Linked DNA regions of Homo sapiens: all the other regions are linked to region 2. A link is an interaction called in ENCODE POLR2A ChIA-PET data of the cell type or tissue named here. Cell type or tissue: OCI-LY7. All regions are shown on one strand. Region 1 overlaps LINC-PINT (long intergenic non-protein coding RNA, p53 induced transcript). Region 2 has its middle 15 kb from the start of LINC-PINT. Region 3 has its middle 110 kb from the start of MKLN1-AS. Region 4 overlaps LINC-PINT (long intergenic non-protein coding RNA, p53 induced transcript). Region 5 has its middle 95 kb from the start of MKLN1-AS.

Region 1 (5,000 bases), 55 kb before region 2:
TCTGCACAATTAGAACTGGGAAAATTTTACTAGGACTTGTGTTAAAGGACAACCTTAAAACTTAAAAGATGACTGAACAGATAGTGAGGGACTTACCTCCCCTGAGCTATGTGTTTACATTTCAGAAGGATGATGAAACCAGGACTGTGGAAATCTTCCAGGGGTTATAAACTCAAGTCTGTTGTCCTAGGTTATTGCTATAATAATCATAATTTGTCCCTGCCCCAGAAACTCTGCATCTACTTTCAGGATAACATGAATAAATATAGGTGTTCAAAACTTATCAGTCCCCAGGTACTATGCTGGTTTGTAGGCACATCTCATAACAGTGATCAAGGTGAAGTTCCTGCTCTCATATAGAGTTTACAGTCAATTGTGGTCCTGAGAAGCAAATAATCTATTACTACGTGGTGTGGTAAACGCATGGCAGGAGATGTTGTCAGAGATCAGGGAAATCTAAACTGAGAGCTGATGGTGAAGAGTTAGCCAGACGCCTTTGTCTGAAAATAAGAGAAAATCCCAAGCCGACAAAGCCTCACTATCTTCACATAACAAGAAATCCCAACAAAGGATGGCTCAGCAATGCAGTAAGGCCCCCGCCCCAGCTGTCTTTCTGCCCCGCTCCATGTGGCGATGATGCTTGGGCTAGCTCCCTTCATGGCTGCAAGACAGCTGGAGCTTGGCCCACAGTGGGCAGAACTTCTCATCCAACTCTTTTTCACCAGGATGGCAAACCTTTCTGGAAGCCTCCACCAGGCTTCTCTTTATGTCTCAAGGGACAGAACTGGGTCACATGTTCATGCTCAAACCTATCAACTGGCAAGAACAGAACCTTCCTGACAGCCGTGGGCTGTGACTGGGGCCTGAGCCTAGCTTCCCCAGAGCATATGGGTATACAGAGAAGAGTGGATTCTTAAGCAAAGTGGAGGTTCTGCTAGAAAAGAAGAGGGCACTGGAAGGTTACAGGGAAAGCGACCCATGGGATGTGCTGTAGTCATTAAAGTAATATTTCCTTTGTTTAGAAGGAATTTACGCTATTTGGCATTAACAGGAAATGTAAAGAAATAAAAGACCACCTTGTACTTAAGCAACAGCACACACATAGAATTTTAATAGAGAAAAACTAGAAATAAATGAAATTAATATGGTGTAAATTAAATAACACAAAGCTGAAAGATCATAGAGTAATAGAGGTAGATCAGGTTTTTAATAACCAGAGGCAGTTCTGAAAGAAGAGAATTATAAAATGACAGACGCTGCTTTATGTTTAAAGGCACAAAGGTAAAAATTTAGGGGAGACAAGGTAAGTTTACTCAGCCGTAACAGAGACTGCAGAACACTGAGAAAATGCACATGCAAATATAAAGCTCTTGGGGGCATACCCGAGTGTCTGTCTTGAGAGCCAAGGTTTAGCCCAGGTAAAGGCACCCGATATGTATGTCTAGAATGAATGAGTGAATGAATGAATGGAGAGGCTTGGACTTGAAATACTATTTGACAGGAGACTACTAAAGGTTGCTTATCATAGGACACGTGTGACGAAACCATTTCTGATGAAAACTCTTGCTTTCAATACATAGAATGAAGTGGAGGAGTACAAGATATAAAGCGTCATTAGAAGGCTATGAAAGTCATCTGGACATAAAGTAATCAGGGCCTGGACTGGGGACTCAAGAACTAAAAATCAGAAGTGCAATGGAAAAAAGTGGTGGTTATACATCAGTATACCTACTCTGCTTGTTTTATTTACTAAGAATGTCACAAGCATATAAGAAAGTGGTGTTGCACATTTTAGATTCATTTGTTACTGCATTATGAAAAACAGGATGGCATTTTTAATCTAGTTTATCTGATCCTGAATTTTAAGAAGGGTTTACAGCATTTCAACTAGACTACTTACCCTTGGTTTCTTTTCCAATTCCAATAGGAAATCTGCAGGACTCAATCTGATTCCACCAGAATCATGATCTCTGTGGCCTCCTACTGCTAGCTATCTAGAATGGCAGCTTTTGTGTATTTAATACTTAAAACAGTTCTGTAGCAAATTGTTCTATTAATGAAAATAGTAGAGACTCCTTCTGCCCTCTAGTTTTTCTCCCATGTATGTAATAATGACGACCCCAAAAGTAACATCTTAGACATGATTCACAACCAGACCAAATCTATGATTGAGGTAAACAAAATATATACAAAGCTAAGAGTCATTAATTAGATCATTCATGTCTCCAACATCATTTCCTGTAACAATCAATGAGAAGCAATTCACAGATTCCTTCTCAGCTGGGTGCAGTGGCTCATGCCTATAATCGCAGCACTTTGGGAGGCTGAAGTGAGAGGATCGCTTGGGGCTAGGAGTTCGAGACCAGCGTGGGGAACATAGCAAGACCCTCCTCCCAACCCCCCCCCCCACCCATCTCCATTATTTTTAAAAAGGTATTTTTAAAAAAAGAAAGAAAGAAAAACAATTCTTTCTGTTTTAACTATTGTTTGCACATATCTTATATACCATGTGGTCTTCATTTCACCCCTGGCACCTTTACTTACCTACTCTGCTTCTTCATGACTGGTCACGGTAAAAGCTAATTAGTGCTTCTGCCTGTCAGAAGACTCATTCTTGACAGTTCTTGCTGACAAGCAGTCTTAGTCACAAACAAATAGGGCTTCACGTTCAGCCAGACTCTAAGTCTCACCGTCCCTCTGGGAGGCAGCAGAGAGTTCCAGCTAACTCGAGAAAAGACAACACAGCCAGAGAGGATGGCTGCCTGCAGGCTGACAACGCTGTTTCAGAGCACCCTAACACTTTCGACACAAGTAGATTACACCGGGGGAAGAGTTTAGGGATGAACACGGGAAAAGTACATAAAATCTAAGCAAACAAACAAAGCCCTCCTCCAAAAAAAAAAAAAAAAAAAAAAAGAAAAGAAAAGAATTATTAACACCAGGGAAAACAAAAAGTTGTGCTGGAAAGAAAAGGCAACCATAGATTATATAACTCAGCTGGGAATAATGTTTTCAAAGTCCTAACAATGTAAATGCTGAATTATTCAAAATGTAATTATAATGAAAAGAAAAGGGCTATGCACATGGGGTGGGGGTGCATAAGATAAATTCTCCTGGCCGGGGCGGTGCCTCACGCCTGTAATCCCAGCACTTTGGGAGGCCGAGGCGGGCAGATCACGAGGTCAGGGGATCGAGACCGTCCTGGCTAACACGGTGAAACCCCGTCTCTACTAAAAATACAAAAAAAATTAGCCGGCGCGGTGGCGGGCACCTGTAATCTCAGCTACTCGGGAGGCTGACGTAGGAGAATGGCATGAACCTGGAAGGCGGAGCTTGCAGTGAGCCGAGATGGCGCCACTGCACTCCAGCCTGGGGTACAGAGCAAGACTCCATCTCAAAAAAAAAAAAAAAAAAAAAAAAGATAAATTCTCCTTTATCATGAGAGGTCAAAGGTAATGCCTAACACTGAAAAAGTAAGAAGAGGATAGAGCAATGCCTGTTTAGAGAGCTGGAGGTAAACAAGCAGAACAATCCGCTCTAAGAGTTGAGCTCAGAGAGCAAGGGATGGGGCAGGAGTGACAGCGGGGAGACTGCTGGTCTTTGTAACAAGCCTTGTACCTAACAAGCTCTTGGAATATGCGGGTTGTGTGCATGTACAACTTTAGAGTTAAATTAACACTAGTTTAAAAGTGGCCAAGTAGAGACTAGAACCCAGAGTTGCTTAGTTTAGTGCTTGTGCCACTGTATAATACCCTTTATAAAAAATTACATATATTTTCCACTCTTGAATATAGAGAAAACAATGATATTTTATCAAAACAATGTAATGTACTATTGTTCTTGTCAAGGGTATTGTGTTTTCATTTCATGGACAAAGAAAAAAATCAAATATTCAGCAGTTGAATTGCAGACATACCAGTCTATAATAGGGGCAGGGAAAAACACAATATTCTTGAGTAAGACCTTCTCTGTTAAGGGGCACTCTTTTATTACAGAAACACATAAACACACACAATAAAATACAATGAGGTATCTCAGCACTTTGGGAGGCCAAGGTGGGCGAATCACTTGAGGTCAGGAGTTTGAGACTAGCCTGGCCAACATGGTGAAACCCTGTCTATAATAAAAATAAAAAAATCAGCCGGGCACAGTAGCGGGCACCTGTGTTCCCAGCTACTCGGGAGGCTGAGGCATGAGAATCGCTTGAACCCAGGAGGCGAAGGTTGCAGTGAGCCGAGATCACGCCATTGCACTCCAGCCTGGGTGACAGAGTGAGACTACATCTCTATACAAAAAAAAACCAAAAAACAACAACAACAAAAAACAATGAAGTAAGCACCATAACACTTCCTTGCCCTGCCTTGGTTTCCGCATTTTTTTTTTTTTTTTTTTGGTTTTTTTGAGACGGAGTCTTGCTCTGTCGCCCAGGCTGCAGTGCAGTGGCGCGATCTCGGCTCACTGCAAGCTCCGCCTCCCGGGTTCACGCCATTCTCCTGCCTCAGCCTCCCAAGTAGCTGGGACTACAGGCGCCCGCCACCACACCCGGCTAATTTTTTTTTTTTTTTTTTTGTATTTTTAGTAGAGACGGGGTTTCACTGTGTTAGCCAGGATGGTCTGGATCTCCAGACCTCGTGATTCCCCCGCCTCGGCCTCCCAAAGTGCTGGGATTACAGGCGTGAGCCACCGTGCCTGGCCGGTTTCCTCATTTGTAAAATACCTATAGAGTTTTGTGAATATGTAATGAGGCAGTACCTATATAGTGCTTGGTGCACTTCCAAGCAGGTAGTAATTACCTGCTAAGTCATAAGAAAAATAAGTCCAAATAGACAAACTCATGTCTGTTTGATTTTAAAGCCATGCTCATTCCTTTACATCACATTTCTAAAATAATCCTATTACCACCTTATTAGACAAAACACTGATTTTGATTTTACTCCTGGGTCCACGTGGCATTAAATAAGACACATTGTGATACATATGTATAAAACCTGAGGGTTAGA
Region 2 (5,000 bases):
AAAGGCAGACATGCAGAAAGACAGTAGAATTTATGCTTGGGTCTCAAAAAATAAATAAGTAAAACAGATTCCCTTGAAGTTGACTGCAAACCCAGCTTGATCTTAGGAAATGTAAGGAGGTTCTTTCTGCTCCCTGTGTTTTACTCTTGAGCTAACACATTGATGGGGCTCCCACAGAACCATATTGTTGCCATGTAAGTACCTTCAGAAAACATTTTGAGAAGTGATATTCACCTGTGTCTGGTCAATCTGAGTCATTTTTATCTTTATTTAGGTCCTAGGTGATGACGAAAAGGGCAATTTGCTTTTCCTCGTCTATGACTCCACCACATCACCCTGAATGAGTTGATGGAAACGGGGGCATCCATTTCTGTGCCACTACAGTTCTGTAATACACTGTAATCACTCATAACGCTGCCCAGCCCCAGTTTCCCATGAGAGAGAAAGGTGACTACTGGCAGGAAGAGACGTCTAACCTCTTAGAGAAACCACCAGCTTCTTAGTCTGTTATTGTTTCTGCATTAAAGTGTTGCTGCGGGCCGGGTGCGGTGGCTCATGCCTGTAATCCCAGTACTTTGAGAGGCCGAGGCGGGCGGATCACGAGGTCGGGAGATGGAGACCATCCTGGCTAACACGGTGAAACCCCATCTCTACTAAAAATACAAAAAAAATTAGCCGGGTGTGGTGGCCCGCGCCTGTAGTCCCAGCTACTCGGGAGGCTGAGGCAGGAGAACGGCGTGAACCCGGGAGGCGGAGCTTGCAGTGAGCCGAGATAGCGCCACTGCAGTCCGGCCTGGGCGAAACAGCGAGACTCCGTCTCAAAAAAAAAAAAAAAAAAAAAAAAAAAGTGTTGCTGCTATCAGGGCCGCTGTACAGAATATCAAAGAAGGACATGTTTGACTCTGTTCTAAGAACGTGGAGCTCTTCTACATAATAAAAGAGAGTGTCCTTGAACTGGAAATTTTAGGAAATACAGTAATAGATGTAGTTGAAACAATATTTAAAATGTTATGCCATCCTGTATCATTTAGTTATACCAAAGATCAGCAAACTTTTTCCATTTCTATAAAGGGCCAGAAAGGAAATAATCTAGGCCTTCCTGGCCCTACAGTCTGTCTCAGCTACTCAATTCTGCCATTGTAGTGCAAAGCAGCCACAGACAAAATTTAAATGAATGAACCTGGCCATATTCCAATAAAATGAATTTGAATTTCAAATAATTTTTATGTGTCATAAAATATCATTCTTCTTTTCACATTTTCCAATCATTTAAAAATGTGATGGCCTGGGAAATAGCAAGACCTTGTCTCTACAAAGTACAAATAAAAATAGCTGGGTGTGGTGGCCTGTGACGAGGCAGGTGGATCACAAGGTCAGAAGTTCAAGACCAACCTGGCCAACATGGTGAAACCCTGTCTCTAGTAAAAATACAAAAATTAGCCAGGCATGGTGGCAGGCACCTGTAATCCCAGCTACTTGGGAGGCTGAGGCAGGAGAATTGCTTGAACCCAGAAGGCAGAGGTTGCAGTGAGCCGAGATTGTGCCACTGCACTCCAGCCTGGGCAACAGAGCAAGACTCTGTCTCAAAAAAAAAAAAAAATCTACTTCTTACATAGTACAGTACTGGGTATTATGGAGTTGAAGATAAAAGGATAGATAATTCATAAGTAGGTAGGTAGGTAGACTGACAGACAAAAGATCTAGTGACTGATAAGTTCTGTGAGAATTGTTCAGGTGTATCACAGTATCAATGTATAAATGCAGTCTTTTAAAGCAACAATAGGCAGTCAGACAAAACTAAGTTTAAATCTGAGCTCTTTTGCATCCCAGCTGCATGACCTTGGGGTGATTACATACACCATATAAGCTTCAGTTTCCTCTTTTTGAAATGAGGATAATAACACCTACCTCTCAAGGAGGTTGTGAGAATTAAATAAGATCATGTATGTAAATCAGCAGGTGTAGTACCTGGGAAATGGTAGACAATGAGTAAATGGTAGCTGTTGTTGTAGTATTACAGCAATATGAAGGTAGGTAACTTATTCAAAAGAAGCACACAACCAAAGGCAAAGCAGAGTAAGCTTGTAAGTCAAGAGGTCACAGACACATATAGAAACCCGCAAACCTGGGGGCTGAACACCTGGCCGAGAACATTTGGCTGAAAATAAAAGCAGAAGTGACATTGTCACAGGAGCATACAATAAGGCACCTGGCCAGTTGTCTTGCTTTTGTCTTCTCTAGCAACCAGCTGCTGGGTTGTCTAAGGAGCCCTACTTATGGGTCCAACCCCCAGCCTCCCCAGTACTTAAACGCTGGCTCAGACTGGAGAAAGTCACCATTAGTATCGGCCCCACCATTGTGCTTCCTTTCAGTTAGGTCAGCCATGGGGCCTCAGACATCTGTAGCTCCCTCCTATTGTGCCTCCCCACCCCTCTGCCCAATATGGGTTTCCACCTTGCCCTCAACACCTCAGTCTCTGGTCCTCCTGCCTTGTATCCCAGTCTCCCTTTGGATGTGGGTCCCTTGTCTTGAACCCCAGCCTACTTTACCATGATCCTGATGTCTTCTTTAGCTTAGTTCTGACCAGTCATCTTTGCAGAGGGCTGTATTCTGCTGCCTACACCCCTGCTGTGCTCTCCTCAAACCATGGGACATATGCGCCTTCCCCTTTATAGATAACCCATTGCTAGGGTAAGGCTAAACTGCCTGGTATTAACAGCTTCCTGAACTTTATGTGATTAAGAGACACAAGGTTTTGCAGAGGCCAGCTGCCCAGATCCAAGCTGGTTTCTGTATTCATAGCCCGTGCTCTAGGGAGCATCCCCCAACCCTGGTCTTGGCTCATACCCTCTCTCCACTGGCTGTATGCAGTCAACTACTCCTAGCATGCCTTGTGATCCTGTTATGGCAACATCAGTAATGCTTTCCCAATACAAATGACAAAATTATTGGCACAGGGACACGATATAGGGGTAATGGAGAACTTCAGCTTATCTGATATCTACTGACAGTCTCATTCTGCTGAAAAGTGATCGTCAAATAAAGTTGGCATGACTTAAATTTAAACTAATTGCTTACTGAAGAAGTACTATTCTGTGCTTAATTCTAACCAGCTAAGAAAAATATGTTGGCAAAGTAGAAGTGACAAACAACTTAAAATAAGTGACCAGGGCAGCTTTGAATTTGTAATAGCCAAAGAAGGCAATTCTGCACCTGCTAACCTGACATGAACGAGAGGAGCAAGTTAAGAGAAAATATGGACACAAGACTCCCTCTGGCCAGGAACTAGGAAATAAAGGGCAAGAGGAGTCATATGATTGGAAGTGTACATTTTTACAAAATCAGTGGTTTAAATGAAGAAAAGACGAGCATCCAAAAAAAGATCAGGCTAGGCACTGTGGCTCACACCTGTAATCCCAACACTTTGAGAAGCCCAGGCAGGAAGATTCCTTGAGGTCAGGAGTTCGAGACCAGCCTGGGCAACAAAGTGAGACTTCTGTCTCTGCAAAAAATTAAAAACAGCCTGGCACGGTGGCTCACGCCTGTAATCCCAGCCCTTTGGGAGGCTGAGGCAGGAGAATCACGAGGTCAGGAGATCGAGACCATCCTGGCTAACACAGTGAAACCCCGTCTCTGTTAAAAATACAAAAAAAATTAGCCGGGCGTGGTGGTGGCCACCTGTAGTCCCAGCTACTCGGGAGGCTGAGGCAGGAGAATGGCGTGAACCCAGGAGGCAGAGCTTGCAGTGAGCCGAGATCACGCCACTGCACTCCAGCCTGGGCGACAGAGCGAGACTCCGTCTCAAAAAAAAAAAAAGATAAATATAAATAAATAAATAAATAAATAAATTAATTAATTAATAAATAAAAATCCAGAAGAAAAAGATTAAAAAGATCAATCTGGTTGTTCTGGAAGTGTTCAATTAAGCTTGTACGTTTGAAGGACATGTACAAAAGGCAGGAGAAGGGGTATATAACGAGGCTTCCTTCAAAAAGGAGGGCTCAGATCCGTGAGACCCATGAGAATAATGCCAGAAGGGCTAATGACCAGAGACAGCTGAGGTCTGGGAAAAGTATTGAAGACAATGAATTATGAACTTTTATTTTTGCTTATGTTTATAGTAAAGAATAATAAAGAAGGAAGGATAGTACCATTGAATGGGGCAGACTGTCATATGTGAGTAGTTAAGTGAAAAATAGAGTCATTTAACTATAGCATGTCCTAGATTCTAAGGTACAGATATCCCCCCATGTTTTTAATATTTCTAAAATGAGAATGTAGGTACATTTAACACGGCGGTGTTTTTTGGGAGGGCTCTCAAAACAGCCATTAAATGGTGGTGCATCCTACCATATATATTTTTTTTTCCTGATGGAGTTTCACTCTTGTCACCCAGGCTGGAGTGCAGTGGTGCGATCTTGGCTCACTGCAACCTCTGCCTCCCGGGTTCAAGCAATTCTCCTGCCTCAGCCTCCCAAGTAGCTGGAGTTACAGGTGCGTGCCACTGTGCCTGGCTAAATTTTGCATTTTTAGTAGAGATGGGGTTTCACCCTGTTGGCCAGGCTGGTCTTGAACTCCTGACCTCAGGTGATCCTCCTGCCTTGGCCTCCCAAAGTGCTGGGATTACAGGCATGAGCCATCGCATCCGGCCCATATGTTGATCTTAGAATAGAAGAAATATGGCCGGGTGTGGTGGCTTACGCCTGTAATCTCAGCACTTTGGGAGGCTGAGGTGGGCAGTTCACCTAAGGTTGGTAGTTTGAGACCAGCCTGACCAACATGGAAAAACTCCGTCTCTACTAAAAATACAAAATTAGCCATGTGTGGTGGTGCATGCCTGTAATCCCAGCTACTCGGGAGGCTGAGGCAGGAGAATTGCTTGAGCCTGGGAGGCGGAGGCTGCGGTGAGCCGAGATCATGCCATTGCACTCTAACCTGGGTGACAAGAGCAAAACTCCATCTCAAAAAAAAAAAAAAAAAGAAAGAAAAGAATAGAAGAA
Region 3 (5,000 bases), 95 kb after region 2:
GGTGTGGTTGTGGGCACCTGTAATCCCGGCTACTCAGGAGGCTGAGGCAGGCAAATTGCTTGAACCCGAGAGGCAGGCGTTGCAGTGAGCCGAGATCGTGCCATGGCACTCCAGCCTGGGCGAAAGAGTGAAACTCTGTCTCAAAAAACAAAACAAAACAAAATATGATGGGATAGGCTCCTTAAAAGAGTGTTAGTTTGAAGAAATACTTGTACCCCTGTGTTCATAGCAGCATTATGCACAATAGCCAAGAGGTGGAAGCAACCTAAGTGTCCAATGACAGATTAATGTGTAATCGCCCAACCGGGTTCTTCTTGCCTGCTGCCCAGAAAAGTCAATGCAAAACTAGCAGGTTCTGCAGCAAAGAAAGAGTTTAATAAATGTGGGGCCAGCCAAATGGAAGGACAGGAGATAATTCTCAAATCCGCCTCCCCAAGAATGTGAGGGCTAGGGTTTTTCCAGGATAGTTTGGCAGGCAGGAGCTAGGGAATGGGGAATGCTGATTGGTTGGGTTGGGATGAAATCATAGGGGCTTGAAAGTGTTTTCTTGCACTGAGTCAGTTCTCGGGTGCAGGTTATGGGTCTGAGTGGTGCCAGTTGGTTCATACGGAATACAAGGTCTGAAAAATATCTCAAATACCATTCTTAGGTTTTACAATAATGATGTTATCCATAGGGGCAATTGGAAAAGTTATAAATCTTGTTACCATTCGCTACATGACTCCTGAGTAGTAAGTAGTTTTTAAAGGCAAGTTATAAAACAATGACTGATTAGAGTTTAATTATGTGTATATCTTAGCAGAATTCAGACCTCTGTCACAATTCTAACCTTGTGGACTTACGTTAGTTATATGAAAGTGGTTTTGGTCCCTGAGCAAGTAGAGGGGGTTAGTTCAGGAAAGAAGTATCATCGTCTTTGTTTTGAAGTTAAACTATGAACTAAATTCCTCCCATAATTAGCTTGGAATGAGCAAGTTAGCCTGTGAGGTTAAAACAAGATGTAGTTAGTTATGCTACATTTCCTTCACTGTCGTAATTTTTGTATAGGTGGTTCCCAGTGGATAAATAAAATGTGGTATGTGCATACAATGGATTATTATTCAGTCTTAAAAAGAAAGGAAATTCTGACACAGGCTACAACATGGATGAACCTTGGGAACATGATGCCGAGTGAAATAAGCCAGTCACAACAAGACAAATACCTCAAGGTCTCTCTGACCTTCCAACCTTCCCCCCGACCCCCGACCTCTACCAAAGAAATTGAAGTTCCTTTATCTGCCTGAGATCAGTCTTACCAAGGAGAACAAGCATTTTCTTCCCCTCTCCGGAAGACCAAGAATGTAACCACAGATGAACAGACCCTTTCACAAGATAGTGCCTGTCTTTCAGACTCATTTATGAGACTAATTTATGAGTGTGATTACACTCATGTGAAGTATCTAGAATGGTCAATTCTTAGGAACAGAAAGCAGAATGGTGGTTGCCAGAAGCTGGGGGAGGAAGGAGAAATGAGAGTTGTTTAATGGGTACAAAGCTTCAGTTTTGCAAGATGGAAAATTTTGGAGATTGATGGTCCAACAATGTGAACACACTTAACACAAATGCACAGTAGACTTAAAAGTGGTTAAGATGGCAAATTTTATATTTTGGGTATTTTTTACCACAATTTTAAAAATGTTAAAAAAAAAAATAGTGTTAGCATCCAGAGGGCAGAGGCATTTCTAACATCTTGCAGAATGCCTGATATAATAGTAGGCACTTGATAAATATTTTGCCTCCCCTTGGTTTCTGTGCCCCATCCTGTGTCCTACACAACAGGACAAAGGCCAAGTCGTTCTGTGAGCCAATTCAGCAAACAAAGGCACTTCTCTCTCCAAGGCACAGAGAAGAATTTCGAATATTTGTGATTTGAAATTTGTCCTGGTCACACCAACTATTCTTTACTTCTCAGATATGCTTATCTGAGTTCTTTTGGCATTTAACTTGTCTAAAGATAGATACTGTTTCTACTTCCCAAAACAGAATTGTGATGGACTTTGTAAGGAAAAAAAAAAAGTGGGAGGAAGTCTGTGAAATGAAATCATTATTAGGCCATGGTACAAATGGCTGTCGGGCCCTGGGTTCAGCCCAGCACAGGAGGAAGGGTGAGGTAATTAGCATGGATTTGCAATTCTGCAGCTCGCTTTTGTTCCCTCCCTCCACTGGCTGTGTCTGATTCTAGTCACTGGGTTTATTCTCTTGTGTTTGTTTTTTTCACTTGGCCAAAAATAGAGAGACAAAAAAAGTTTCCTCATACTTACTTCAGCTTTTTACTTTTTTCCTTGTGTGTTTGGTTTCCTCTTACGTGATCCTTCCTTCTTCCTGCCACCTGCTAGTTTCTCTATGGTGGGGCTCAGAAACCAACATCCCACAATATGGCGCACTGACATGCCGCACTGAGGAATCCTCAAGGTCTCTCTGACCTTCCGACCTTCCCCCCTCACCTCCAATCTCTACCAAAGAAATTGAAGTTCCTTTATCTGCCTGAGATCAGTCTTACCAAGGAGAACAATTGTTTTCTTTCCCTCTTTGGAAGACCAAGAATGTAACCACACATGAACAGACCCTTTCACAAGATAGTGCCTGTCTTTCCACTCATTTATTATTCCAATGAAAACTATTTACAAGTTAATTTCTAGTCCCCATCCTATCATTCTCCCTAGTAATCATTTATTGCCCCTCAACAGAATTCTCTTTCTCCCCACTCCCATAACCTGTTTTATAAGGATCAAGCCCCCATTTTTTTCTGTAACCTCAAGACGGTATCAAAGCTTCTGTATCTCATTGGGAAGCTGGATCTTCATTCTGAAGGCCCTTGTATACATGTAACCGTAATAGGTTCATTGCCCAATGCCCACGCAAGTCAATATACCGAGACACCTGGTTGGAGCAGAGAAAGAGGTTTAATCATAGGGTCACTGAACAAGGAGATGGGAGAAAAACTCAAACACATCTCCAGGAGGAATTTGGAGTTAGGGTTATTAAGGGTTTTGGAGTGGGCCAGTGTGGAGGTCATCAGTTGGTAGAAGAGTGTAGCGTGACATCATGGGACAGGGAGATGAAGCAGCTATTCGCTCATGCTGATCCTCTTCCTCTGTGGGGGGTCTTCAAATTGGTTGCTAGAATTAGAGGTCTAAAAAACATCTTAAGTGATCCTTAAACAAAAGCCTTATGATTGATTCTGACGTCAGATATCCCGTCTGGAGGAACAGAGAGGGTACAAATCTTCAGTATCTAGTGACTTTTAGCAACAAGGAAGTGGGCCAAAGTGCAGCCTGATTAATGCTTATATTTAATTAATGATATTATATAACATATTATGTAATATATTCTATGAATGCACTATGAAATACCTGTATTTCTGTCCAGAACCTGGCATGCAATTCTTGTCAACCCTGTGTGGGTAGTTTCATGCATATGAAGTCAATTTGTATACCTTTTCTCCCATGTTAATCCATCTGCCTCATATCAGTGATTTTGCAGCAAACCTTTATCTGCTTTTCCTACCTTTCTCAAGAATAGCTTTTCCTTGTGTTCTGTAACCCTGGCTTGGTGCACAGTATGCGTGATGGACAGGTTGAGTTGCAACACTTGGTGACAGTACAGACATGGAGCCTGGAAAGGGCCTGCGGGGTTTGAATTGAGGGATGCCCATTTCTGGTCCAAGCCCTGGGTGGAGCTCCCCATTGTTGGTTCATGGCCCTGGGCGTGCACATGGCCAAGAAGCAGAGTAGAGCAGAGGTGCCCTGCCTAGTGCTGGAGGAGAAAGGTGTCCAGGCATCTTCCAACCTCCTCATGCCAGTATGCTGAGAGGGTAAGTGCAGGACAGAGCCAATGGAAGACCTCCTTAGACTGGGTGAATCATGGAACCAACTGAGGTTTCCATTCTGGAGATTTGATCATGCCACTTTTTTTTTTTTTTTTTTTTTTAAAGACCGAAGTCTGGCTCCATCACCCACGCTGGAGGGCAGTGGCATGATTTAGGCTCACTGCAACCTCCGTCTTCTGGTTTGGATGATTCTCCTGCCTCAGCCTCCTGAGTAGCTGGGATTACAGGTGTGTGCCACCACACCCGGCTAATTTTTTTTTTTTTTTTTTGTATTTTTAGTAGAGGTGGGGTTTCACCATGTTGACCAGGCTGGTCTCGAGCTCCTGACCTTAGGTGATCCACCCACCTTAGCCTCCCGAAGTGCTGGGATTACAGGTATGAGTCACCATGCCCGGCCTCTTGCCACTTTTTAAATGTAACACTTAAATAGTTCTTGCTGTGTGACAGACACTGTTCAGACACTGTTCTAAGTGCTTTTATTTTATTTATTTATTTATTTTGACATGGAGTGTTGCTCTGTCGCCCAGGCTGGATTGTGGTGGTGTGATCTCGGCTCACTGCAACCTCCGCCTCCTGGGTTCAAGCAATTTTCCTACCTTAGCCTCTTGAGTAGCTGGGACTACAGGCATGCACCACCATGCCCGGCTAATTTTAGTAGAGATGGGGTTTCACTATGTTGGCTAGGGTGATCTAGTGATCACTTTAAGTGATCTGCCCACCTCGGCCTCCCGAAGTGCTGGGATTACAGGCCACTGTGCCTGGCCTCTAAGTATTTTTAAATATTAACTCATTTAATCCTTACAACAACCCTGTGAGCTAAGAACTACTATTGTCTGAATTTTATGGATGAGGAAAAGGAAACTGAAGCCCAGAGAGGTTAAGGACTTGCTCAGAGTTACCCAGCTGTTACTTCTCTGGTTTATAGATGGCACCTTCCTGCTGTGTCCCCACGTGGTGGAAGAAGGGAAGACATCTCTCTGGTATTAGCATCTTTAATACCCGAAGTCATGCTTTTCACTACTCCACCATGCTGCCACTCTGGTTTATGTAGAGTCTCCCAGGATCTCCTTTGGAGATTTCATGGCTGCTTTTACAAAGCATCTCCCCTAAGGTATAACACTCTCTGTTGGGT
Region 4 (5,000 bases), 67 kb before region 2:
GGTGCATGCCTATGGTCCTAGCTACTTAGGAGGCTGAGACGGAAGGATTGCTTGAGTCCAAGAGGTCAAGGTTGCAGTGAGCTGTGATCATGCCAATGCCCTCCAGCTTGGGTGACAGAGCTACACCCTGTCTCAAAAAAAATTTTTTTTAAATAAATAAACAGTTCATCACCACCACCTGATGAGGTAAGTACCATTGTTATCCCCAGAGACAGGTTAACTGAATTCATTCAAGACTACTTGGGCAAAAAAGCAGCAGAAACCATTTTCACTCAATCTAATGTTCACTGTTCAGTCTTCCTCTTACTGGACCTGCCAGCGGCACAGACAGAGCTGATCACTCTCCTCTTTAAGCACTTTCTTTGCTGGGTTGCCAGGACACCACAACCTACTGACTCTCCTCCTCCTTCACTGGCCATTCCTTAAACTTCTTCTCATTATCCACCTTTTAATGCCAGAGCGACCCAGGACTCTCAATTCTCAAACTTTCCTGTCTATACGCTCTCCTCCTGGTCATCTCAATGGGTCTCAGCACCTTAAATAAGAGCCTGAACCTCTTCCCTGAACTCAAGGCTCATATTTTCAGCCACCTCCTTGACATCTCCGCTTGGATGTCTAATAGACATTCCCCTTTTAACATCATGCCATGCCAAACTCCTGATGTTCCCCTAGTGCTCCACGCCTGAAGCTCCTACAGGCTTGCTCATCTCAGGAAACAGTAACTCCATCCTCCAAGATGGAGTTTTCTCTTTCCCTCATATCCTCTGCCCAATTCATGAGCAAACCCTGTTGGCTCAATCTTAAAACTACATCTGAATTCTAACTACTTCTCCCTGCTCCCACCACTGCCATCTGAGCCTACCTCATCTCCATCTGGATGACTACAATAGCCTGGGAGCTGATGCTTCCCTTGCCTTACTTGCCTGCTGGGAACAGAAAATGCATTAATATGACCACACTGAAGTCTTTCCGTTGAGATTGTCATAGTAAAGATGAATTGTTTGTTATATTTGTCTCTCAAATATTTCAGGAAAAAGTTGTTTCTTCCATGTTACGTTAGTTCTGAATATTTAAATTGCTTTCTATTATGAAAACCTGTATTAACAAATGCAAGGTCCTTGAAAAAGTATTCTATTGTTGCCCTTGACTCTGAAATGAATTAGAGTTCTGTGTGGGCAAAAATATTAGCCCAGCTCTTAAAGGTCCATGGAAAATGTTGTTTGCTTTCTTCAAAGCTTAAAAGCTTCCTGTTAATCATCAAAATAAGATATCTCCACTGCAGGCATTTGTTACTTGAAGACGAACAGAACAGAATCAGCACCTATATAAAAACCACACTGACAATATCTAATATTTTAGAAAAAATGAAATCTGATGGTCCTGTTAACAATCATGGTATTTTCTAAACCCCTGCCTCCTTTTTTGTTGTTATTTTTTGTTTAGTCAGGGTCTTGCTCTGTCACCCGACTGGAGTGCAGTGGTACCCGCATAGCTCACTGCAGCCTTCAACTCCGGCCTCTGCCTCCTGACCCTACTGCCTCAGCCTCCTGAGTAGCTAGGACTACAGGCACACACCATCACATCCATTTTTTTTTAATTTTTTTTTTTAGAAAAGGGGTCTTGCTTTGTTGCCCAGGCTGGTCTTGAACTTCCAGCCTCAAACCATCCTCCAGCCTCAGCCTCCCAAAGTAATGGGACCAAAGGTATGAGCCACTGCACCAGGCCTCAACTCCTTTCTTTACTACAGTCCCCAAAAACCAGAGGCCTGGATTCAGTGCCTCTAAAACTCCTTTCTGCTAGTTTGGCTCCAGCGCTCAGCACATGCACTTCCCAAGTCGTTGTTTTCTTTGATCTCCTTAGACTCTCTGCCTCCTAGAGAATCTAATCCACATGAACTGCGCTCCTGGATCTTTTACATAACTGTGGTTTTTCACAAGGTTCTTTAAACAAAGGTCCACGTGATAGATTTCTGCTCAAGCTTAGTTCCAGGAAACGTTTGGTTTCTGCAGATGTTTACATGCTTCCGGCTGTCAGCACATGAAAACAATATAATTCTGTTTCTTTTCCTCACTTTAGCAACTGGAGAGCATAAAATCAAATATATTGTTCAAATCTGTTCAACACTGGTATATGGAAATACTTAATCCTTAAACTTTTTTTTAGGTGAGGTTGGTTTTATTTTTTATTATTTTGCCTTTTGGCCTAAATGTGGTAAGTGGTTTCAGAAACATGAAAAGCTATAAAATGTAAAATATACAAGACAAGAACAAAATAGAAAAAAGGCTGGGTACACTGGCTCAGTGCTTGTAATCCCAGCACTTTGAGAGGCTGAGGCAGGAGGACTGCTTGAGCCCAGGAGTTCAAGACCAGCCTGGGCAACAGAGTGAGACCCTGTTTCTTTAAAAAAAAAAAAAAAAAAAAAAAAAATTAGCTAGGTGTGGTAATGTGTGCCTATAGTCCTAGCTAACCGGGAGGCTGAGGCTGGAGGTACTGTGAGCTGTGATTACATCACTACCCTCCCGCAGTTACAGTTAGAGTGAGACTCCATCTCTAACTATGAAAGAAAAAAATGGAAAAAAAGAAGAAAGCACAGTGGTGATTTTCCAATGAGAAGGCATGAATACCCAGAATCAGACTGTCATCCCAAAAAAAAAAAACAAAACTCTCTTCATAAGCAAAGTTAAAAAGAGTCCTCCACACTCTTTTTTTTTTTTTTTTTTTTTTGAGACAGAGTTCCACTCTTGTTGCCTAGGCTGGAGTGCGATGGCACGATCTCAGCTCACCACAGCCTCTGCCTCCCAGGTTCAAGCAATTCTCCTGCCTCAGCCTACCGAGTAGCTGGGATTACAGGCATGTGCCACCATGCCTGGTTAATTTTTTGTATTTTTAGGGGAGACAGGATTTCTCCATGTTGGTCAGGCTGGTCTCAAACCCCCGACCTCAGGTGATCCGCCCACCTGGGCCTCCCAAAGTGCTGGGATTACAGACATGAGCCACCGCACCCAGCCTCCACCCTCTTTATTTAAACCCTGTTCACTAGTTTGAGTAAAATAATCAGATATGTTTTCGGTTCAATTTCCCTAGCAACACTTAAAAGTTTGAAATTTTTTACAATCAACTTCAGTAAGGCTTCTTTAAACATTATTTTGAAAATTAAAAACATTTTAGAAAAGCAAGCTAAACTGGTTGTATGACAGGTATACATTCTAAGTCATTTTGAGAGGTGACACCGTGCTGGCAGCCCTCGCTTGCTCTTGGCGCCCACTCTGGCCACACTTGCGGAGCCCTTCAGCCCACCGCTGCACTGTGGGAGCCCCTCTCTGGGTTGGCCAAGGCCGGAGCTGGCTCCCTCTGCTTGCGGGGAGGTGTGGAGGGAGAGTCACGGGCAGGAACCAGGGCTGTGCGTGGTGCCCGTGGGCCAGCACGAGTTCCGGGTGGGCGTGGGCTCGGTGGGCCCCGCACTCGGAGCAGCTGTCTGGCGCCGCCAGCCCCAGGCAGTGAGGGGCTTAGCACCCAGGCCAGCAGCTGTGGAGGGTGTGCCGGGTCCCCCAGCAGTGCTGGCCTGCCAGCACTGCGTTCAAATTCTCACCGGGCCTCAGCTGCCTCCCCGCGGGGCAGGGCTCAGGACCTGCAGCCCACCATGCCCGAGCCTCCCCACCACCGTGGGCTCCTGCACGGCCCAAGCCTCCCCAATGAGCGCTGCCCCCTGCTCCGCGGCACCCGGTCCCATCGACCACCCAAGGGCTGAGAAGTGCGGGCGCACAGCACGGGACTAGAGGGCAGCTCCGCCTGCATCCCCAGTGTGGGATCCACTAAGTGAAGCCAGCTGGGCTCCTGAGTCTAGTGGGGACTTGGAGAACCTTTATGTCTAGCTAACGGATTGTAAATACACCAATCAGCACTCGGTATCTAGCTAATCTAGTGGGGACTTGGAGAACCTTTATGTCTAGCTAAAGGATTATAAATACACCAATCAGCACGCTGTGTCTAGCTCAAGGTTTGTAAATGCACCCATCAGTGCTCTGTGTCTAGCTAATCTAGTGGGGACTTGGAGAACCTTTACGTCTAGCCAGGGGATTGTAAATACACCAATCAGCACTCTGTGTCTAGCTCAAAGTTTGTAAATGCACCAATCAGCACCCTGTGTCTAGCTCAAGGTTTGTAAATGCACCAATCAGTGCTCTGTGTCTAGCTAATCTAACGGGGACTCGGAGAACTTTTGTGTCTAGTTCAGGGATTGTAAATGCACCAATCAGCACCCTGTCACAACAGACCAATCAGCTTTCTGTAAAACAGACCAATCAGCTCTCCGTAAAATGGACCAATCAGCAGGATGTGGGTGGGACCAGATAAGGGAATAAAAGCAGGCTGCCCAAGCCAGCAGTGGCAATCTGCTCCAGTCCCCTTCCACGCTGGAAGCTTTGTTCTTTCACTCTTTGCAATAAATCTTGCTGCTGCTCACTCTTTGGGTTTGCACTGCCTTTAAGAGCTCTAACACTCACTGCAAAGCTGTAACACTGCAGCTTCACTCCTGAGGCTGGCGAGACCACGAACCCACCAGGAGAAATGAACTCCAGACGGGAAGAATAAACAACTCCAGATGCACCACCTTAAGAGCTGTAACACGCACCGCCAAGGTTTGCAGATTCATTCCTGAAGCCAGCAAGACCACGAACCCACCAGAAGGAAGAAACTCTGAACACGTCCGAACATCAGAAGGAACAAACTCTGGATACACCATCTTTAAGAACTGTAACACTCACCACGAGGGTCCATGACTTCATTCTTGAAGTCAGTGAGACCAAGAACCCACCAATTCTGGACACAATTTCATTTGGTGAGCAGTCCAGATTACATGTGTGTACACTGTAATGATCAGCTAAGGACTGACTGCTTTTAGCTCCTTCACCCGTTCTCACCTCTGAGGTTCAGTAATAAATGGCTCCTACCAACTAACTGAAGTATCAATCAAAATCTTAAAGGTATTCATTCATTATACG
Region 5 (5,000 bases), 110 kb after region 2:
TTTCCCTGTTTCGTGATGGCTTTGCAGGGCTACTTCAAATTATGTCAAAGAAATATACTTCGGGGTAAAATATTTTGATTTCCTTCAGGGTCTGCTGTCCTGTGATGCTATATTAGAGTCAGGTTGGAAAGTAAGCCTCATTATACCAGGTTAATTTTTAAAAACCCATTTAACAAGATTCTGTGGTTTGTAGGGTGTGACTTAACCCTTGCCTGGCATGGCCTTGGGTCTTGTTTATAATTTGGTATCTTACTGCCATAAAAAGTCTGTTTTGACAGTCTTATGGTCTCTATTTTAATATTAATATGGGTCAGTTGTGCCCAAATCCAAAAGGGAGGAGGTATAAGGAGGTGTGTCCCACCTCCCTTCTCATCATGGCTGGGAATTCAGTTTTTTGGGATTTTCTGGGGCCCCCTTGGCCAAAAGGGGGTCTGTTTAGTTGGAGGGCTTAGTATTTTATATTTGATTTACAAACTTATTTATTGGTCACCAGAAGAAATCCCAGTGGTGGGGATGATGAGGAGGCAGCTGCTCTGTTTGCTGCTGAGTTACTTTCATATGTAGTCCCTTGTAGGGGCCAAAGCACCTTGGATGTTGATCCGTCATGTTGACTTCTGATTAACCCCAGTTCTGGGAAGGCTTCTAAGATTTCCAGTTTATCTGTTGTTCTTTATGTAAGAGCATGTATTTACCATACATCTTGCCCTTAGGTCAAAACAACCTTAATCATAAATCCTACCATTAGTCAGGTTCACATGGCATTCTTGCCTTTCCCTGCAGGGTCAATTTCAATTGCCCTGTGCCTTCCTTCCCTACAGTATATAAGCCCTGACTGAGTCTGGGAGAGTAATGGCATGGGGAGCCTCCATCTCATCTTGCGACTGACCGGGACATCATGGCTTCTGTTTATATGTCTCTTTTGGCCGGGCACAGTGGCTCACACCTGTAATCCCAGCACTTTGGGAGGCCGAGGCAGATGGATCACTTGAGGTCAGGAGTTCGAGACCAACCTGGCCAACATGGTGAAACCCCGTCTCTACTAAAAATACAGAAGTTAGCTGGGCGTGGTGGTGACGCCTGTAGTCCCAGCTACTTGGGAGGCCGAGGCACGAGAATCGTTTGAACCTGGGAGGCCGAGGTTGCAGTGAGCGGAGATCGTACCACTGCACTCCAGCCTGGGTGACAGAGCAAGACTCTGTCTCAAAAAAAAAAAAAAAAAAAAAAAGGTTTTAAATCTGATGGGCCTGGCAGGGCAGGAGAGGAGAAGATAAACATTTAACTACAGGATTGTAGCGGTACAGAGGAGGGACAGTTAGCATGTCAGGAAAAGATTCAGAGAGTTGATACTTAGGAACTGAGTCTTAACCTATCAGTACATGGCTGTCAAAAGATAGTTGGGACAAAGCACTTCAGGTACAACCCCAATTCTCGTTTCTTCCCCCTGTGTATCACTACATGCAGCCTGAAGCACTTGGCTCCATCGTCTTGAACCTGTACAGCTGTCTTCCCCTTGGTCCAGGTGACGTAAGGGCTTCCTTGGAAGCAGCAGCATTTATTAGTGCTGGTTCCAATCAGAGAACTGACATTAGAACTCTACTGTTGCTCTTGTGGCCAGGGCCAGGAAACAGCTGGAGTGGTTTGAACTCTCTGCAGGAGGATGGATGCGTTGAGGCTGGGCATGTGTGCATGCTCGTGCGTGCAGATCTGCGTCTGTGTGTCTATGAGTCTGAGTGTGTGTAGGTGTGTGTCCATTTGGATGGGTGGCTAGATGTTTATATGTAGGTGTTGCCACCAAAAACAAAAGTAGATATTCAGAAAACAAAGTGACAGCTCAAAACCTCAGACAAGCTGAAAGACTGCTCAGAGAAGGGGGAGGTTGAAACAACTTCAACCAAAACAAAATGAAACAGAGAAGGAAGTTGCATCAGAAGAGGAAGAATGCCAATGTCATGCTGAAGAACCACAAATGTCGCAAAATAAAAATAAAACGTGTGATTCTTATTTTACCTAGCCAAATATTATTACAATATTTTCTCCTTTAGAGTGTTAAAAATTACTGAAATTATAATATTTAGTTCAGCGAACATGAAGGACACAGAAAAACACAAACAAAAAATTCATTCCTATAATTTTTTAATGTTATATACATCATATTTTATTTATTTGGATCAGTGATTGATTTTAACTTTGCTTCCTACCTCCATATAAAAATTTTTCTCCAGCATTTAAAAAATATTAAAAACACGTTCTGAAATTGACTTATTGAAGAACATGTAAAAGGTCTCATTATTAGCACAAATTGAGAAATTATAATAAAGATACTCTAATAGCGAAGTGATTAAAGATGTCAGAACAAAAAATTATAGATCCCAGTGATGTTATTAAGTTTTTTCATTTCAGTTCATGTAGAAATGTTAGCTCCTTTGCCACAAAGAAATAAAAGAGTAGTTTTCCTTTTGATTAGATTCTTGTAACTACACACATGAAAAATTTATAGGATTGGTTTAGGTGAGGGGGTTTTATATATATAAACTGTTAATATAACATTGGAATAAGCTTGGCAACCAGGTCTCAGAGAAGTCTTTTGAATCTATTACTTTATAATTATAGTGATATTGATTGGCTTTCCATCACCTTCCTAGAATTATAATGACATCCAATGATTAACTGATTTGCCAATCTCGCAAATAGTTAAAAGAATATTGAGTTTTTGGCAGTGAACTAGGGAAGTTTGTGTGCTTTTTGTTAAAATGAAAAACTGTACTCCTCAATTGAATACATTTTTAGTACATACACGAGTTTACCAGCAAAGATAACTAGAGAGTGAGCTTGGTGTGCACACAGTGAAAGGAGCTTGGGAGGTTGAGATTGAAGTGAGCTACGATGCCACTGCACTCCAGCCTGGGTGACAGAGGGAGACCCCATCTCCAAAAAATAAATAAATAAATAAAAATAATTAATAATTAGGAAGAGAAAAGCACTGATCATGAGGAAAGGCAACCACTGAGTATGATGCTCACTTTATGTGCTTAAAGCGGGGACTCAGCAAATAATTGTGGAAGGAGGGAATGAGTGAAATGAGTGCATAAATAATAAGTACAAAGAAAGTGGCGTAAGTGTTTAATTCAAAACGAAGTTTAGACCGGGCATGGTGGCTCTTGCCTGTAATCTCAGCACTTTGGGAGGCCGAGGAGGAAGGATTGTTTGAGCCCACGAGTTCGAGACCAGCCTGAGCAACATAGCGAGATTCTGTCTTGGCAAAAAACAAACAAACAAAAAAACAAAGCAAAACCCAAAAATGAAATTATTAGCCGGGCAAGATAGTATGTGCCTGTGGTCCTAGCTATTCGGGAGGCTGAGGTGGGAGATCCCTTGAGCTCAGGAGATTGAGATTGTAGTGATCTACGATGCCACTGCACTCCAGCCTGGGTGACAGAAGGAGACCCTGTCTCCAAAAAATAAATAAATAAATAAATAAATAAATAAATAAAAATAAAGTTTATATTTTGCGTCATGACAGGGTTATAACATATTTTCCCTATGATGCTGTCTTGGTGATACATAAGTTGTATACTTTTCAGAAGTTGTGAGGCCCTTAAAGAAAACATCTACCAAATTAGTCTGGGGAAGAAATGAAAATCTATGCAAAACAAAGTTTTTAGATATTTTAAAAATATTTTACAAGACTAAATTCATTGTTACTTTAGGAACATAAAAATATATGAGGTATAAAATGGTTTACTCGTAGAATTATTAAATATTTAAAATTATAATTTATTCAAATAATATGAATGTACTAATTGAGACTTTTAAAAATCTTTAAAACTAATTACCAGTGGGGCTATGACCTACTGGACTTTAAGACATCAAATATCCTTTAGCTTCTGCCAACTGAGAAGAAAAACAACAAAAAGAGGAGAAGCCACAAACATCATAGTAAAAACACATACCAGAGTTATGTTTTTTCTAGATCTTCCATAAGGCATTTATTTTCAGAAAGGGTATAGGAAGAAGCATTTTTTTAAATAAAAAAGAAAGCATTTTTCTTTCCTTTTCTTTTTATTTTATTTTATTTTTTTGAGATGAAGTCTTGCTCTTGTCCCCCAGGCTAGAGTGCAAAGGCATGATCTTGGCTCACTGCAACCTCCACTTCCCGGGTTCAAGCGATTCTCCTGCCTCAGCCTCCCGAGTAGCTGGGATTACAGGCACCTGCCACCACGCCCGGCTAATTTTTGTATTTTTAGTAGAGACGGGGTTTCACCATGTTGGCCAGGCTGGTCTTGAACTCCTGACCTCAGGTGATCCGCCTGCCTCGGCCTCCCAAAGTGCTGGGATTACAGGTGTGAGACACCACGCCCGGCCTTTATTTTCAAAAAATAGTCTAAGAGAGTGGATAGGGGAAGAAGAAGAAAATTAACTAAATTCATTAGTTGTAACTTTTTCTCAAGCATTCACATTTCTGTTTAACGTGTGAATGTCCCCAAATATGCCAGTTTCCCTGCTTCCTAGGCTTCCAGTCTCCAGGGGTTCTTCAGCTGCACTAATTTCCTGACTCAGAATTGCCAGGGGTCTCAAGTACACTCCAGAGGACTCGTGTAAACTGGCTAGGCCAGCTTGTGTTCTGGGAAGCCTGTCTTTTCTGGTGGTGTTCCCAAGAAATAGGAAAGAGAAAAAATGATGTGTGGACTTAGGGATGATGTGTGATACTGAGTTTTGCTTTACATTTTAACTCTCCAGCTCTTTCCTTCAATGAATGGCAAGCCATTCTCAATTCCAGCTCTTCTGTACTGAAGAATTTAGCATCACTTTCCCTGGAGATCCAAGGAACTTTGCTTTTTGCCCAAAATACCTCTCTCTCCCAAAGCAATTTCCCCTCCTCAGAGAAATGCTGTCGTGTCAGGCTGCACTGCCCTTGAACCAGACAACTTTCTCTGCTTGTCTTTATCTGTCTAAATAAAGCTAACCTACATTTGCTGTCTAATTCATTCGGATGCTTGCTG

Evidence for each region. Peaks named below come from ENCODE experiments on the same cell type or tissue, not always from the same donor. Only the 100,000 strongest peaks of a DNase experiment are listed, where the experiment ranks them.
Region 1: POLR2A ChIA-PET joins it to region 2 with 13 read pairs; 9 of 35 experiments call an interaction of 5 or more read pairs at or near these places.
Region 3: POLR2A ChIA-PET joins it to region 2 with 14 read pairs; 3 of 35 experiments call an interaction of 5 or more read pairs at or near these places.
Region 4: POLR2A ChIA-PET joins it to region 2 with 15 read pairs; 8 of 35 experiments call an interaction of 5 or more read pairs at or near these places.
Region 5: POLR2A ChIA-PET joins it to region 2 with 16 read pairs; 7 of 35 experiments call an interaction of 5 or more read pairs at or near these places.

Annotation. Positions count from the first base shown.
Region 1 is chr7:131,066,706-131,071,705 of GRCh38, forward strand. All of the region lies in intron 2 of LINC-PINT (long intergenic non-protein coding RNA, p53 induced transcript), which reads right to left. Among named protein-coding and RNA genes, the nearest start is that of LINC-PINT, 41 kb to the right of the region's middle. RefSeq lists enhancers at 421-565, 3,276-3,420 and cis regulatory regions at 493, 3,348. In OCI-LY7, CTCF peaks have their summits at 1,902 and 2,690; a DNase peak (open chromatin) is centred at 2,706; H3K27ac peaks cover 601 bases.
Region 2 is chr7:131,122,203-131,127,202 of GRCh38, forward strand. It overlaps a transcript of MKLN1 not described here. Among named protein-coding and RNA genes, the nearest start is that of LINC-PINT, 15 kb to the left of the region's middle. RefSeq lists an enhancer at 1,975-2,134 and a silencer at 2,275-2,354. In OCI-LY7, no CTCF peak of the experiment used is centred here; DNase peaks (open chromatin) are centred at 389, 1,316, 2,209 and 2,709; H3K4me3 peaks cover 2,871 bases; H3K27ac peaks cover 4,042 bases.
Region 3 is chr7:131,217,556-131,222,555 of GRCh38, forward strand. It overlaps a transcript of MKLN1 not described here. Among named protein-coding and RNA genes, the nearest start is that of MKLN1-AS, 110 kb to the right of the region's middle. RefSeq lists an enhancer at 1,528-1,597 and a silencer at 3,481-3,681. In OCI-LY7, a CTCF peak has its summit at 4,829; DNase peaks (open chromatin) are centred at 2,286 and 4,826; H3K4me3 peaks cover 876 bases; H3K27ac peaks cover 2,133 bases.
Region 4 is chr7:131,055,391-131,060,390 of GRCh38, forward strand. The region is part of intron 2 of LINC-PINT (long intergenic non-protein coding RNA, p53 induced transcript); the gene reads right to left. Among named protein-coding and RNA genes, the nearest start is that of LINC-PINT, 52 kb to the right of the region's middle. RefSeq lists enhancers at 1,780-2,074, 1,845-1,989, 3,499-3,643, 3,647-3,791, 3,805-3,949 and 1 more and cis regulatory regions at 1,917, 3,571, 3,719, 3,877, 3,906. In OCI-LY7, no CTCF peak of the experiment used is centred here; DNase peaks (open chromatin) are centred at 1,961 and 2,491; H3K4me3 peaks cover 1,144 bases; H3K27ac peaks cover 2,141 bases.
Region 5 is chr7:131,229,918-131,234,917 of GRCh38, forward strand. It overlaps a transcript of MKLN1 not described here. Among named protein-coding and RNA genes, the nearest start is that of MKLN1-AS, 95 kb to the right of the region's middle. RefSeq lists enhancers at 1,470-1,519, 1,930-1,979. In OCI-LY7, no CTCF peak of the experiment used is centred here; DNase peaks (open chromatin) are centred at 1,654 and 1,894; H3K4me3 peaks cover 915 bases; H3K27ac peaks cover 1,745 bases.